2 separate regions of the Homo sapiens genome follow, and region 1 is linked to region 2. Evidence: chromatin contacts called from ENCODE Hi-C or POLR2A ChIA-PET data. All regions are on one chromosome and are shown on one strand. Each heading gives the region's core, a stretch centred on a gene start or an enhancer-like site at or near the end of the contact. The rest is flanking DNA. Distances are from core to core; before and after follow the strand shown.

Region 1 (2,700 bases), core at 150-2,649, 79 kb before region 2:
CCCTGCGTCAGCTGCTCTTCTGTTGAACGGTGCAGGGTGGGGAGGCCTGGGCTGCACTGGCCACACAGTCCCCTCAAGAAGATCTTCTACGTGAAACAAAGGAGCACTGAGCGAGGGGAGCTCTGCTCAGAAAGGACCATCTTGCATCACTGAAATTGTGGGAAATGATAACAAAAAATTGAAATGTCGTGAAGAAACACACCAATAAGACCATTTTTAAATATACAGAGGAAGCTAGAAAATACAGAAAGAGGAACCATTCGGACAAGATACTCAGGAAATATCCAGGATTGTTATACCTAAAACAGCCCTCACTGCCCCCCTCCTGGCAGCGCACCTGAGCCCGGAGCCTGCCAGGGACAGCTCTGAGGAGCCAGGCAGGGCCAGGGATGGGCTCTGAGGGGCCAGGCAGGGCTAGGGATGGACTCTCGTGCCTGCCTGCTTGAGGCTTCCTTGGTCAGAGCGAGCGATGCCACCTTTAGGATGGCCAGAATTAGCAAATAAAAATATGGGATGCCGATAAATCTGTACTTCAGATAAACAATTTTTAGTACATGCCCAACGCGGTAGAGGTAAATCTATAGGGGCTGAAGCAGATTTGCTGGGCCGTGGGCAGGGTGGGGAGTGAACGCTCATGGGCACGGGGTTTCTTTCTGGGGCAACAGAAACGGTGTCACATGAGATAGTGAGCATGGCCGCCCATCTCCGAATATACGGCAAAGCCATAAGCTTTCAATAAGTGAATTTCACAGTAAGTGCATTATATTTCAACAAATCTGTTTTAAAATCTTAACTGAGCCGGGCGTGCTGTCTCAGGCCTCTAGTCCCAGCTACTCTGGAGGCCGAGGCGGGAGGATCGCTTGAGGCCAGGAGTTCAAGACCAGCCTGGGCAACATAGCGAGACCCCATCTCTACAAAAAACACGTTAAACAAAAACGTTAATTGGGCGTTCCGTGTTGTATCCAGCAATCCTAACCGCCCTCCGTCCCCGCGAGCCCCAGTCCTTCCCCTGCGGCTGGGCTGGGTCCCCCGTCCCGGGCGGTGAGGGCGCCCTGCAGGCGTCCACAGAGCTGGGCTTCCGTGGCGGCAACCCTAACCCCAGCGCCACCTGGTACGGCCCGGCCCGCGGGTCCCTCCGGGTCAGGACGCAGACGCGCCCGCGGCGGTAACCGGGGGCCCGGGGGCCTCGGGCCCACCCCGGCCAGACCCCGGGGAGGAGCGCAGGACACTGCCCGCGCCGGGACTCGGCTGTTTCCGATCCTCCCGGGCGTCCTTTAGGAGACTCATTCGCAGCCGACGTTGCGGAGGCGCAGGAAAAGGGCGAGCAGGTGCCTCAGGGACACCACTTCCAACCGCACGCCGATCGCCGGCTCCACCATAAATAGAAACGGGTGGTCTCTAATTGGCCTAGCTCTAATTGGCCTAGCTGTTGTCACGTGCTCTCCGATGGCCCAATCACTAAGGCTGGACGATGCTGCACTGTGAATGGCCAGGCCCGAGTCATGTGCCCGGAGAGGGCGGGGCTGGGCCCTTCCGCTCGCCGCGTCTGGCGATCGCGGCTACGGAGACCCAGGAGGGCCCGGCCAGGAGACCCGCTCTCTAGAGCGGCGAGGGCAGGGGTTGCTAGGGCGCCGGGGTCGAACCCGCGCTTCCTGCAAGTCTTAGGGCCGCATCCCTGCCGAGGCGGGCGTTGGGAAGGGTGGGAGATGGGAAGGTGCGGTGGTGCGGGGAGGGGAGGGCGCCGGGAGGGGTCGGAGAGGGGTCGCGGGTTTTGGGGCTGCGAGGAGGGAAGGAGGGAAGAGGAGGGAAGAGGAGGGCAAGGGGAGGGGAGGGCGGGGAGGAGAGAGGGCGCGGGCAGGGGAGTGGAGGGCGCGGGGAGGGGAGGGCGCGGGGAGGGGAGGGCGGGGAGGAGAGAGGGTGCGGAGAGGAGGGCGGGAAGGAGAGGGGACGGGGGGAGGGAGGGGACGGGGGGAGGGAGGGGAGGGTGGGGGAAGGAGGGGAGGGGAGGGTGGGGGAAGGAGGGAAGGGGAGGGGAGGGGAGGAGAGGGCGGGGAGGGGAGGGGAGGGCGCGGGCTGCGGGGCTGCGGGGAGGGAGGGGCGGGTTCAGGGCTGTGGGCCCCGCCCGGGGCACCGCCTGGATCAGGCCTGAGGCCGGCTGCAGAGAACTTGGGCACCGCGGACCAGATTGCTGGTCACCAGGATGAAAAATAAAAAAGACCCAAACAGCTCCCCCGACCCCGCCTTCGCGCAGGCCCCTGGCGTTCTGCTCAGGGGTTTTTGTTTAATGAAGAACGTCAAACATCTGGCAAGGTCGGAATGATTTTGCGATGAGCACCGCCTGGATTCTGCGGTGAAAGCGACTGTGTGCGCGCTCACGGCCTCGCCTGTCCCTGCATCAGCCCATCTCGTCAGGCAGATCAACATGAAGCTGTAAAACGGATGACTTAGGCCGGGCGTCGTGATGGGCGCCTGTAATCCCAGCTACTCGGGAGGCTGAGGCAGGAAAACCGCTTGAACCTGGGAGGCGGAGGTTGCAGTGAACCGCGGTTGCACCACTACACTCCAGCCTGGGAGACAGAGCGAGACTCCGTCTCAAAATAAATAAATAAAACATATGACTTAGGTATATACGCATGGGGGGAATCCTCGTAAGGCAAGAACGTGCTGCACATTCTGGGGACTGGGACAGGATAAGCACAC
Region 2 (2,700 bases), core at 132-2,631:
TGTTCGTGTCAGGGCAGGTCGTTTCAGCAGCTACTCGGTGAACTGGCTGAGGTGACAGCAGATCGTTTCGGCAGCTGGCTTGCGGGAAATTTAATTCTTGGAGCAGGCATTCTGGGTCCTGAGTGCTTTTCCCCAGCCCTAGCCCCTAGACTCCAGCTTAGTAATCAGCTCTCACAGAACCATCACGTCGGAGGCAGCCTTCCACCCCCTTTCCTCCCGCGCACAGGCAGGATGAGCTGCTCCCCTTTCGGGTCGGAAGCTGCAGCTGTATTTGGTTTCAGTTCGGCTGTTTTCAGCTCACAGAGAATGAACTGTCTTATTGTGTGACCCTTGCTCCGTCCAGCGGACGCTCGGAGACCAGAGGGACTTTTCCCGCCCTCTCCAGCCCAGCCTCGCCTCCCCAGCACGTGGCAAACGTCCCACGGAGGGGACTGGTGGGCATCTGGGGCTCCCCCGGATCCAGCTGATTGCAGGAGCCTCTCGGCCATTCACACTTGGCCACCTCCTCTCCCCCAGCAGAACCCCTTCAGCTTTAGGGGCCGGTCCGCGGCCTCAGGCAGCAGATGAGCCCCGGGCGGAGTGGAGTGGGCGAGGCCAGCTCCTCGCTGGGGGCCCTTTAGACCCCGTGTTCACAGCTCTCCAGCTCTCCTCTAGTCTAATTTATTAATGTTCTGTGTCTTTTTCTTTCAGGGGTTCAGCATGAGTGAAGGCCCACATCCTACCTCCGAGCAGCAAGTGAAACCGAGTGGGGGCCAGCACCCAGCTCAGGGGCTCGAGGGTGAGGCTGTGGGGTCCTTCCTCCTACCCCGCGGGGCCCTGCAGCTCCCAGCGTCACTTCCGTGGATGTGGCCACCACGAGTCCCTGCCGAGGCCTGGAGAGGCTGCGTGGGCTTCTAAGAGCATCTGTGGGAGACCCGCAACAGGGGCGGGGTCAAGGCCCCCAAAGAGCCCGTCCCCGCCTGGGCGGGTGACTCCCTCCCTCCCTTACCTCCTTTCTATGACCCTCTCGGGGTTTAGGGGTGTTCCTGCCCCCCACCTGCGCGCGGGCGGGTCCAGGGCTTGGTGGACACGGAGAATCCCAGGCTCCGTGCCCTGCAAACACGGGCGTGAGGGGCGCAGGGGTGAACGCTGGAGGCGGAGAACCCAAGAGGGGCTGCGGGGTCAGCCTTGGGGCAGCCGGGCTGGAGGCAGCTTCGCTCCGCAGACGCAGACGCGAGACCCGCCTGGGACCCTCCGCCGACCCCGCTGCGGCCCCGCGACCCCCGCGTCTTCCCGGCGCCGCGCGGTCAGCGCCGCCCCCTAGACACCCGGCGCCGTCCCCTCCGCGCGCCTGCTGCCCGCTGGGGTTATTTTAATACCGGGCCCTGGCGCGGGGCGCGGCGCATTCCCAGCTGGCGGCGGGCAGGTGGCGGCGGCGCAGAGACCCGGCGCGGGGCGGGGGGCGCGGCTTTGGTGGCGGGACTGGCGGGCGCCCCTGCCGTGTGCTCTGGAAGCCGAGGCCACCGCGGAGCCCCTCGCGCCCCCTCTGCGCTGGGACAGGGGAGCGCGCCTCGGAAAGTTCCCCGCGGCCCCGCTGCGCGAGGAGTTTGGAGCCGCGAGCGGCTGCCCCCACGCGCGACCCCAGGCTCGGCGGGCAGGTCTGGCCGCTCAGTGACCGGAGGCAGGTGGGTCCTCGGTGGGTGACCGGGAGCGCGCGGGGACTGCCGGGTCTGTGCCCTTCGGGGCCCTCCGCAGGGCTGGGCCGGGGTTTCGCGGTGGGAACCCACCCTGGGCGAGGGGAGCGGGGTCCAGCGAGGCGGCTTCTCCCGTGCCGTGGAACTTTCGGCCCCTCCCCTTCCCCCCTAGCGACCCTGGAGCAATCCTAGCGGCCCGGCGGCCGCTGTCCCCCTGCCCGTGACTCGGGCTCGCGCACAACTGGGGAGCCCGGTGCACCCTCGGCTTCTGCGCCGTCCCCTGGGTGAGGGCTCTGGAAATGCCCTGGGTGGGGGCAGCAAGGGGGTGAGGGTCCCCTGGACAGATGGAGCTGGGAGCTGCTCGGCCTGGTGGGAAAGGGCGGACAGGGCACATTTCCAGGCCCTGGAAGGCCCCCAGCGCCCCCACCTGTTGACAACTCCCCACCCCAGCCAAGACTGCTCCCTGCGCAGCCATGAGTGTTCGGCCTAAATTCAGCGTGGCTCGTGGAATCAGGCAGCCTCCTGTGTCTTGTTTCTTCAGCCCACCACCGCGCTGTTTCATCCAGGCTGCTGACCCCAGCGGCGACTCCTTCACTGGCTTCATGTCACAGTTTGCCTGCCCCGTCCACTGGGGACATTTGAGCTGTTTCCAGCTTCTTAGGAGTCAAGCTGCCGTGAACTTTCGCACGCTTGTCATTTTCTGAACGTTGGCAGCCCTTTATCTAAGGTACTAACCTGAGAGTAGAATTGCCGGGTGAGAAGGTATAGGCGGTCAACTCTGCAAATCGTGCCAATGGCTTTCCAAAGCGGCGGCACAGTCCAGGTTCCCAGCAACAGGAAACGGCAGGGCCAGCTCCTCCACAGCCCCCACGCCTGTTGACAAGGATATCTGCCTTTTCACGCGTTCATCCTTGTCAGCACGCAGGGGCTCCTGTGGCCCTGACTGGCATTTCCCTGCTTGTTGGCTGCGTGGGTGTCCTTTTCAGGAAGTCCCCGGTCACGGTTTTGGTCTCTTTTTTTCAAATGG

The links. A loop is a pair of places that touch in the nucleus more often than their neighbours do. ChIA-PET counts read pairs that join two places held with the same protein, here RNA polymerase II (POLR2A). Pooled maps may share reads with other maps.
Region 1: a pooled map shows a loop between it and region 2 (2.4-fold over the local background). The contact joins the promoter of LINC01970 here to the promoter of UTS2R in region 2. A Hi-C loop is called at or near these places in 2 of 50 pooled maps. POLR2A ChIA-PET finds 5 or more read pairs at or near these places in 5 of 52 experiments (A673, BJ, HEK293T and 2 more).

What each region holds. Positions count from the first base shown.
Region 1 is chr17:82,291,415-82,294,114 of GRCh38, forward strand. It overlaps LINC01970 (long intergenic non-protein coding RNA 1970), which reads right to left and starts at 1,400. Exons shown (of 2, transcript NR_135639.1): 1 at 1,109-1,400; 2 at 1-149. RefSeq lists silencers at 996-1,045, 1,086-1,335 and an enhancer at 2,092-2,201.
Region 2 is chr17:82,370,384-82,373,083 of GRCh38, forward strand. UTS2R (urotensin 2 receptor) reads left to right here and starts at 1,382. Exons shown (of 3, transcript NM_018949.3): 1 at 1,382-1,664; 2 at 2,215-2,400.